Regions from separate parts of the Homo sapiens genome. Here region 1 is linked to region 2. A link is a loop called in an ENCODE intact Hi-C map of the cell type or tissue named here. Cell type or tissue: Caco-2. All regions are shown on one strand. Region 1 overlaps AKAP13 (A-kinase anchoring protein 13). Region 2 overlaps AKAP13 (A-kinase anchoring protein 13).

Region 1 (5,000 bases), 120 kb after region 2:
GGTCTCGAACTCCTGACCTCAGGTGATCCACCTGCCTTGGCCTCCCAAAGTGCTGGGATTACAGGCGTGAGCCACCATGCCCAGCCTCTGGACATAAGGATTTTTAAAAGCTCTCCAGGCAATTTCAAAGTGCAGCTAAGGTTAAAAGGTTACTTTAGTGAGATTGAGCTTAACATTGCATCTGAAAATTGATTTATTTGTTGAATCAGGTTGGTGGCTTAAATCTGATTCAGTAAGAGGAACCAACTAAATACTTTGATCACATCAATAAATTTATACGTCTGTCTAGTATAAAATTGATTTAACTTTAATTTTTACTAATCTTGTGAATGTTGGTATATTAGATATCGATGCATCTATAACTAATACAGTGGCAGTATGCTGAAAATCACTTTTTTCGAGATCTTGAAACCAGTACAGTAAGGTAGGACTAAAAAATACAACTTTGGCTATTGGAGTGATGTAGTATTCCAGAAGTTATGGACTCATTGAGAAAGGGAGTGAAGTAGCCCCTCAGGATGAAAAGCAAGAGAAAAATGACCATAGACGCCATGGACTACTAACTTCTGTACCCATATCCATAGTACGCAATGATCTAGAACTTGCACACTAGTCTCTCAAAATGTGTATTTTTAAAATTATTTATATTTTTAGTTTCGTCTGTCTGCATTCTCTGCTACAAAATAGGCAGCAGAGGTAGGTTTGTGTTTTGGTTTAGATTGTTGATCCAAATGCTGGCTGGCTCCATTACTTAGTAGCTGTTAGGCAAGTTACTACATTTCTCACAACTTCAGTTTCCTGACCTGCAAATTACGGTAATAATATTCTCCTTCACAGAATGATTACGAGAGTAAATGAGATGATGTGTACCAAATGCACAGTTCAATATCTGATACATTGTTAAGCAGTTGATAAATATTAACAATAAAAGGAAGTGGTTATGTTGTGGAAATAGAAACCAGTATTTAATGAGTACTTACTAGTAGTATGCATATTAAGAATATATATCTCGGCCGGGCGTGGTGGCTCACACCTGTAATCCCAGCAGTTTGGGAGGCCGAGGCGTGCGGATCACCTGAGGTCAGGAGTTTGAGACCAGTCTGGCCAACATGGCGAAACCCCGTCTCTACTAAAAATACAAAAATTAGCTGGGCGTGGTGGCAAGCGCCTGTAATCCCAGCTACTTGGGAGGCTGAGGTGGGAGAATCGCTTGTACCTGGAAGGTGGTGGTTGCAGTGAGCTGAGATCGTGCCACTGCACTCCATCCTGGGTGACAGAGTGAGAATCTGCCTCAAAAAAAAAAATATATATATATATATATATATATATATATATCTCTGTCCTTATATCTTAATCCTTGAGCCTCTGTAAGAAAACTGCTGTTATCCCACTTTCCTTTTCTTTCTTTTCTTTTCTTTTCTTTTTTTTTTTTTTTTTTTTTGAGACTGAATTTCCCTCTTGTTGCCCACGCTGGAGTGCAATGGCGCGACCTCGGCTCACTCCAACCTCTGCCTCCTGGGTTCAAGCGATTCTCCTGCCTCAGCCTCCTGAGTAGCTGGGATTACAGGCATGCGCCACCACGCCCAGCAGGTTTTTTTTGTTTTTTTTTTTTTTGTATTTTTAGTAGAGATAGGGTTTCACCATATTGGCCAGGCTGGTCTCAAACTCCTGACCTCAGGTGATCCACCTGCTTCGGTCTCCCAAGGTGCTGGGATTACACGTGTGAGCCACTGCACCTGGCCCCCACTTTTCTTTAAACAGATAAAAAACTCTGGCTCATAGAAGCGAAATAATTTGTCTTAGATCAGACCATGGTATAAATGGGATTCTACTCAGACTTTAGCACCTGTACTTTTCCCATACCACACTATGATTTAGCCTCTAGGGAAGTCTCAGTTGAACATAATTAGATGAATTTGTAGTGAATTGGTATTTTTTTCCTCGTAGGAAAAGGTAGGTTGGTGTCAATTTTGTGAACAATATGGTGAGCAATGTGGGCATGCCATTTTCCAGCCTGTCGGAATCAATATTGTCCTTCATTTGAGTAGAATGTGCTTGTTTTTTTTTTTTTTTTTTTTTTTTTAAAGACGGAGAATGAGAATTTGGGCTAGGCAGTTTGTCCAACATTTTGTCAGTCTCTTCAACGCTCACTATTCTGTTGATCAATGTAGCAGATGGTGGACTTTGGAACTTTTTATCAGAGAATGTGTGTTGAGAAATGTTCTACTTGGAAGGAACATTCCTTTGACTCATAAAAAAATTTTTCTCTTAAAGACCTCTTTGCTCCTTGTTGCATTCAAATTACCCTGAATACTTCCTGCTGTGGGCACCGCATGAACTGTTCCTACAAAAGCCAGCCCTTTCCACTTAAAGTAGTGCAGCATTATATAAGGGGGAGAGCACAGGCTTTGGGAGCAGCCCAACCTGGATTCAAATCTATTACTTGTTAGCAATGTGCTAAGTAAGAGGGTGCTAATATTTATTGACTGCCTACTGTGTGCCAGGCATTATTAAATAATTTATTTACTATCCTCATTAATTTCCACAACAACTTTCTTTGCTTTTTCACAGCAACCTTTTAAAAGGACTGTTACATTTTTTATAGGTCAAGATGCATGCTCAAAGAGGTTAAGTATCTAGCTCAAGTTCTCACTTCTTGTAAGTGGTAAAGTTTGATTTTGAACTGAGGTTTATCAAACTGCTAATGTATGTGGTATACCTTGAACAAATATGTTAATATTTCTGTTCTCAATTTCCTCATCTCTGAAACCGGAATACTACCACTTTGAAGGACTGATAAGAGGATTAAATTAGTGTACTTAAAATTTTCTGTCAGTATCTGTTTAAGTAGATACTCAAATAATACTAGTTTCTTCCCTACCTTTAGTAAGTAATAATAACAGAAGAATGAAGCAATTTTCACCTCTGCCTTTATTAAAATGTTTTACATTTAACTTTGTATTTTGAAAAATTTTGAACTCAGAAAAGATGCAAGAAACGTGCAATGAACTCCTATATATCCTTCATCCAAATTCTCCGATTCTTAACATTGGTTACATTTGCTTTATCTGTGTGTGTATACATATACATATATAGAATTTTACTGAAGTCTTTGAGAGTAAGTTGCAGAATCATGACCTTCTGTTCCTAAATATTTCAGCATATATTTCCTAAGAACAAGGACAGTCAATACAGTAACAGTGCATTTATCAAAATTAGTAATTTATCATTAATACAATAATCTAATATATAGTAGTTTATATTCTACTTTTCACCATCTGCTTAATAGTGTTCTTTTAAGTATTTTTCCTCCTGATCTGGATCACACACTGGATTTAGTTGTCATGTTTAGTCTCCTTTGCCACCTGTGCCTTTTGAGCCATTACTGCCACTACATTGGGTTGTATTAGAATTACTTCCTTAGATTATCTGTCTCTTCAGAGAGTGATGATCTCAAACCATCTTAAACGTTGTGAGTAAAAGAGAAGAATATTTGTACTCTTCTGCCCTGGAGTGAAATCCCAACAAATACTTGAGTAACTGTGTATGTCAAGAGATTGTGCTGAGTGGTGGAGATCAGCAGGTCAGGAGATACACGGTCCTGGTTCTCAATGGGGCTTCCAGATGAGTAAGATTGTTATAGTGCAGTTCAGCAAGTCTTGCTGAGCTCACAAGAGAGACTGCTCCTGGAAGTGTGCTGGAAACTAGATACAATTCAGGGCTCCCAAAGGATGTTTAAAAACAATATTAATTACCTCATGACAGGAAGATTGAAAATTTCAAGGTAATCATATTGTCAGCTTTTCATATCTTAAAGTCTGTTTTGAAATCGGGTTGAATGTGAAAATCTAAGAGACTTTAACACTGTCTGATGTAGTAGTAATGAAACAATGCCTGTACTGCATCATTGCCACAATTGGTGGTAAAGTACCATTTCGTTTATTCAGGGTGATAGTTTCCTCATTGGAATTAAAAAAAAAAATCAGAAGGCAGTAGAAATCTCTATGGACCTTCCTGCAGTATTTATATTCGTTCATCTACAGATCTTTCTTTCACTTGTTTTTTGTCTGGTTTTTTAAAGTGTCAGCTGAGGCTATGGTGCCTCTTAATTCACCAACTGAAACAACCAGAATTTCTAGTGCATTTGGTTATGCTTTCCTGTCCTGCAAGGCCTGATTTGGTTACAATATAATCTTTGTTCACATTTTTCAAGGTAAATTTTAGATACCCAGCCATAGTCCTCTTTATGGCAGAAACACAAGGCTGACGGACAACTTAATTACCAACTGTAGATGTAGGAAGGGCTTCCAGTCAAGAGAATGCTGAGTAGTTATTTTACAAGTCTAAAGGAGACTGAATGTGGAAGATGGATTTAAAATGGAAATGTGGTAGTAGTACATAAAGAAATTCTGTGCTAGAATTGTAGAGCATTCAGATACACCTAGGATTCTAGGTATGGGCCTCATAGTTCACCTAAGAAGGAGAGTGGACAGAGAGAGAGCAGGGCCTTGCCTTTCCTTCCCTCTACTGGTCCTGTCACACATAGCCACTCTATTTCTGCATATGATTTTATCTGAAAACATGCAGCTACTTAGAAGTTTGAAAACTAGTGTCTTAGTTGTATTTGTGAAATTGTACCAAGCCATGGTCTCTCAGGTTCCTTGCAGCTCTGTATAAAGCCTCTGAGCTGCTTTATTCACAGGTGTTTGCTGTCCATTGGTTGCATACTTTGGGAACATAGGTGCATGGTAACATTGGTGCATGGTAACATTAAGTTAGAGCATACTGTGAAGCAGATGATGTTGGAACTAATGGTTCATGTGAACTATTTGTACTATCACTACCAGTGCTACAGAGAGACAATTCACTTTATTTATACTCTATTACAGTGTCTTCAAATGTTCATCTCAAATCAGGTACATTTTGATCAATGCTGTTATACCATTTTATCATAATTTAATTTGCAACAGTTTTTTGCCTTAGTGGTACATAAGATGATG
Region 2 (5,000 bases):
GTTTTCACATATGTAGATACCTAGGAGTGGAATTGCTGGGTAACACTGTTTTCCAAAGTGGCTATACATTTTACAGTTCCTCCAGCAATATATGAGGGCTTCAGTTTTCCACACATTTTGCCAATACTTGGTATTTTTAATCTTTTTTTTAATGGCCGTTCTGGTGGGTGTGTATTGATAATGACCAATAATGTTAAGCTTTTTTTTACTGTTCATATTTGCCATTTGTTTATTTTCTTTGGTCAAGTGTCTGTTCAAACCTTTTGCCTATTAAAAAAATTTACTGTTTTTGTATTGAGTTATAAGAGTTCTTTATATATCCTGGATATAGGCCCTTTATTAGTTTATATAATTGGTAAATATTTTTTCCTAGTCTCTGACGTAGAGTCTTGTCTTTTAATTTTCTTGATGGTGTCTTTTGAAGAGGAAAAGTTTTTAATTTTGATGAAATCTAGTGTATCATGTTTTCTTTTATGGATCATACATTTGTTGTCATATATCTAAGGGATCTTTGCCTTAGCCAAGATCACAAAGATTTTCTCTTATGTTTTCTTGTAGATATTTCATAGTTTATTTTGTAAGTTTGTATCTGTGATCCATATTTGGGTTTATTTTTGTGTATGGTGTAAGCTAGGGTATAAGTTCATTTTTTGCATGTGGATATTTGCTTGTTCTGGTGCCATTTATTGACAAGTCTCTTAAAAGTTTTTTTTTTCTGTTAAACTGTATTACTGCAGTAAATAGTCTTACATATGCTGTGAACACACGCCTTCATTTTCTGACTGAATTGGGAGAAGAGGGAGGAAAGGAGTTTGTCTTGGGTCTTGGCCTTATTGTAGGGAGCTTTTCTATCATAGTTCACTTTGCTTTATTCTGCCCTTTAAGAAGATATTCACAGTCTTTGGGAACAACGAATAGAGTTCTGGTCAATTTGGCTTTAGTTAAGAAGGTGACTCTGTTATCCTCTCCCTAGGGATGATTATGAAATCTTATTTTGCACAGTTAGGGCTGGGTAAGCCTAGGATAGTACAAGCTATTGGACAGAACATTTGTTAAAAATATTTTTAGGCTGGGCGCGGTGGCTCATGCCTGTAATCCCAGCGCTTTGGGAGGCTGAGGTGGGCGGATCACGAGGTCAGGAGTTCGAGACCAGCCTGGCCAGCATGGTGAAACCCCGTCTCTACTAAAAATACAAAAATTAGCTGGGCATGGTGGCAGGTGCCTGTAATCCCAGCTACTCAGGAGGCTGAGGCAGGAGAATTGCTTGAACCCAGGAGGCGGAGGTTGCAGTGAGCCGAGATCGTGCCACTGCACTCCAGCCTGGGTGATAGAGCAAGATTCTGTCTCAAAAAAAAAAAAAAATATATATATATATAATATAAAATATACATATATAATATACATAATATATATTATATAATATATATAATATATATTATATTATATATAATATATATTATATTATATATAATATATATTATATATATATTTATTTCTAGCATGAGAATGATGAAACTCTTCTTAAAACATTTTATTTTCTTTTTCCAAATAGTTGTTTCTAACTATAAAACTAAAACATGTTTATTACAGAAACGTTTGGAAATTACCACAAGTATGAAGAAAAAACTTTCTTCCCCTATCATTGCCATCCTGATTTTGGCTCAGCAACACTTTTAATTTTGTGCAATTGAAATAGGGACTCTGGACCACTTAGTTTCTTGGAATAATTTTTGGATCTACTGAAGGATTCAGGCCTTTTAAAAAATATTTCTCTTGAGAAGGGAAAAGGATGGGAACTCACATTTGATGAGCATCTATTGTGAGCTAGGCCTTGTATCCCAGAAAGCTCTGTGAAGCATTAAAATTACATTAAAATAGCATGAAAAATTTGTTTCCTCTCTTCATCCTCCCTAACTCCCTGCTTTTTTTAGGCTTGGGTTAAATAATTTGCCCAGTGTCACTCAGCTAGTATGTGGTAGGTTTGAAAAGTTGGGGAAAACTTAAGTATCATTCAGTTAAAATTGTTAACCTGTGTCTTATTTCATGGTTTAAGAAAGATAGTTCTCCCCCCACCCCCCAACACAGTTTTCTGGCTTCTGTGGTCTTCCTTTTATTTTCTATCAGATTTAGAAGTCCCAAGATCCCCTTATGTCCTACTCAAATTAAGACTTGTTTCTCTTCTCCTTTCTGTATTGTGCTTTCAACTCTGAGGCCCTGTTTTAGCTTTGGTGTTTATTAGCTGAATAAAAAGATAAAGTGAGAGAGCTTAGAGTTTTAATAGGGAACATTTCTTGAATTGGATTGATTTCATCATCAATTTTACTTTCTTAAGTATTAACTAATTACTAGCTGTGGATTCCCAGGCAAGTCCACTCACTTTCTTCATCTGTAAAATGAACTACCTACTCAGCAAGGATCCTTCTGTGGTGTATCAGCATTCCTTATTATTATTATTTGTTTTTGTTAGTAGAACCATGAAATAAATTTCTGGCGATATGGGCACAGAGTATTTGCAGTTGTAACACAATGGTAAGTATCTATATCTAAACATAGAAAAGGTACAGTATAAATACAGCATTATAATCTTATGTGACCGACTGCTGTCTTATATGCGGTTCGTGGTTGACTGGAAAGTCATTTTGTGGTACATGACTGTATTTGCATTTGTGTCAGTGGGTAAAAAGCACTGGTTTCATGTAAAAAAAAAAAAGTGTGTGTGTGTGTGTGTGTGTGTAGGGTATTTGTGATTCTGGAGCCTGATTTTTCCTTCTTCATTTAGGAGGTATTTATGACTGTCAAGGCTACTTGACTGCCAGAACTTGCCATTGATGTGCTCACTTCATCAAATGGCATAGCTTATTCTAATCTGTTGTTTATTTTGTTGCCATAGTAACCTTTTTGAAAACAGAAAGGTGGTTGATATGTTTGTACAGGAATTCAGGGCCTTTCCCCTGATTGACATCTGCTGGCAGGAATTTTTATCCTAGTGATTCGGGCTAAGGCTTGGGGCTATAATGAGTACAAAGGGAGGTGGGATATTTGGACAGTTTGAAGCAGACTTCTTTATATTAATCCACTCTATTAATTGCTAAATTATTTTATTTAGTGATTTAGGGCTTTCCACTCGAGCCAGCTACTTGTTATATGAATTATATTTATTCCTGACAGGTGTTATGCTTGGGTTCAACATTTAGAACTCAGGCTAGAGTGGAGCACGTTGCTGCTACCTCAGGCTTATTCAGACAGACAAAATAGAAAACAATGAAAGGTGGCCCCTTCCAGATTTCACCTTAGTACATTTGGACTAGTGAACTAGGATGAGCAATAAAAGGTAGTTGAGGAGGTGTGGAAATGAAATCCTAAAGGCAATAAAAAGTAAAATGTTTTCACATCTCTTATTCTAGTGCCAGTGAACCTTTGACTTGGTTGCAGAACGAATCTACATGGGAGCAAGCAGTTGTTTAGAGTAAAATCTTTGCACAGATGTCTTTTCCCTTTTCACATGTTAGAAAAATTGGGAAGAAAATCTGTAAGTGAAATGCCAAAAAACTCAATGTAATCTTTTTAGAATGTCTAAGATGGACTACAGAATCAGTCTTAATCTTTTTCAGAAGACATGGCCACAGAGGCTTTTGTGGGAAGGGGATTGTAATTTAGTTAAAATTTAGTGAAGTCAACACCAGGACTCTAGCAGCCCTTCCTGGTGAATTAATTTTGTTCTTTGTGTCCTTAAGCTTTCCTTTTTGGACCTCTTACTTCCTGGAGGCTTTCTCTCCTAGCCCCTTTGCCTTTGGGTATTCTGTTACCACAAAAGGAGTTAACTCTTCATATGGTACAATCATCATAGCTGTTTTGAAATCTGTTTTTTAGCTGAGGGAATTAAGGCGGAAAGAAGTTGCAAAGGGGTCATGCATGTTGCTTTTCCATTTACTGTATTCTCTTAAAGTATATAATACTTTAAATGAACTGTTCCCTTCTTTTCCCTCACCTTCCATATGCTTATTCAGTCAAAAAGCCCTTATCCTCTGATCTCTGATAAGTACTGGGAAACTATCTGATCAAAAAAACCTATGATCAAAACAGTTCTTTGGAATGAATGTCCTTATCTGTGTTTAAAAGATGCTGGATAACTCTTGTGAACATTCAGTTAGTACAGTTTGTGGGCATTGTTTTGAGGCCCCTACAATACCAAAGAAAATGGTCAGCAACTTGGCACCTTACCACTGAAAGGGGCTTCATCTCTGAATTTGCATTTCGAGAGCTCACAGTGGGAGTTACAGGCTTTGATGGTATCACTGGTAGCCCAGAGAAAACTGACTGATATGTTCTAATTCTTGAGACAGGAAAGAAAACCCATACATCTTAGGATTTTTTGTAATCATTGATGCATAAATAATTTAGGCAGGAAATTTAGTTATTTAGGATGTTTTGTTTCCTGAAATGTTATTTAATTGTATTTTTCTACCCACTTGTCATATTATGGAAGTAGTTTATATGACAGCGTGCTCTTATGAGCAGTCATTTAATTACATCTTCCTTTGGACTTTCATAGCACTGTGACTTACCTTTATTATAGTACTTACTTACAAACTTGGAGAGAAAGATGCCAACTGTCTGTGAAAAAAATCAGTCTGTATTTAATTAAGGCACAAACAGAGCTAAAAATTAAGGCACAAACAGAGAGAGCTAAAAATTATTCATATTTTTCTCCTTGTAATGGCACTGTACTTGATGCTTCTATTTATTTTTAATTCTTAAGGTAATTTTATTTTTAATTTCTATGGATACATAATTGTACATTTTTATGGGGTACATGTGATATTTAATACAATCTACAATGTGTACTGATCAAATCAGGGTAATTGGGATATCCATCACCTCAAGCATTTAACATTTGTGTTGGGAACATTCTAAATCCCCCCCTTTGTTTAAAAATATACACTTTTTTCTATTTATTTTGATTTAGTTGTAGAAGTGCCATGGTTGGTGAGCAACTTGGT

The links. A loop is a pair of places that touch in the nucleus more often than their neighbours do. Peaks named below come from ENCODE experiments on the same cell type or tissue, not always from the same donor. Only the 100,000 strongest peaks of a DNase experiment are listed, where the experiment ranks them.
Region 1: it touches region 2 in a loop (10-fold over the local background); 1 of 110 quality-filtered maps calls a loop at or near these places.

What each region holds. Positions count from the first base shown.
Region 1 is chr15:85,561,272-85,566,271 of GRCh38, forward strand. The region is part of intron 5 of AKAP13 (A-kinase anchoring protein 13); the gene reads left to right. Among named protein-coding and RNA genes, the nearest start is that of AKAP13, 180 kb to the left of the region's middle. In Caco-2, no CTCF peak of the experiment used is centred here; DNase peaks (open chromatin) are centred at 1,700 and 2,340.
Region 2 is chr15:85,441,063-85,446,062 of GRCh38, forward strand. The region is part of intron 1 of AKAP13 (A-kinase anchoring protein 13); the gene reads left to right. Among named protein-coding and RNA genes, the nearest start is that of AKAP13, 63 kb to the left of the region's middle. In Caco-2, no CTCF peak of the experiment used is centred here; a DNase peak (open chromatin) is centred at 2,909.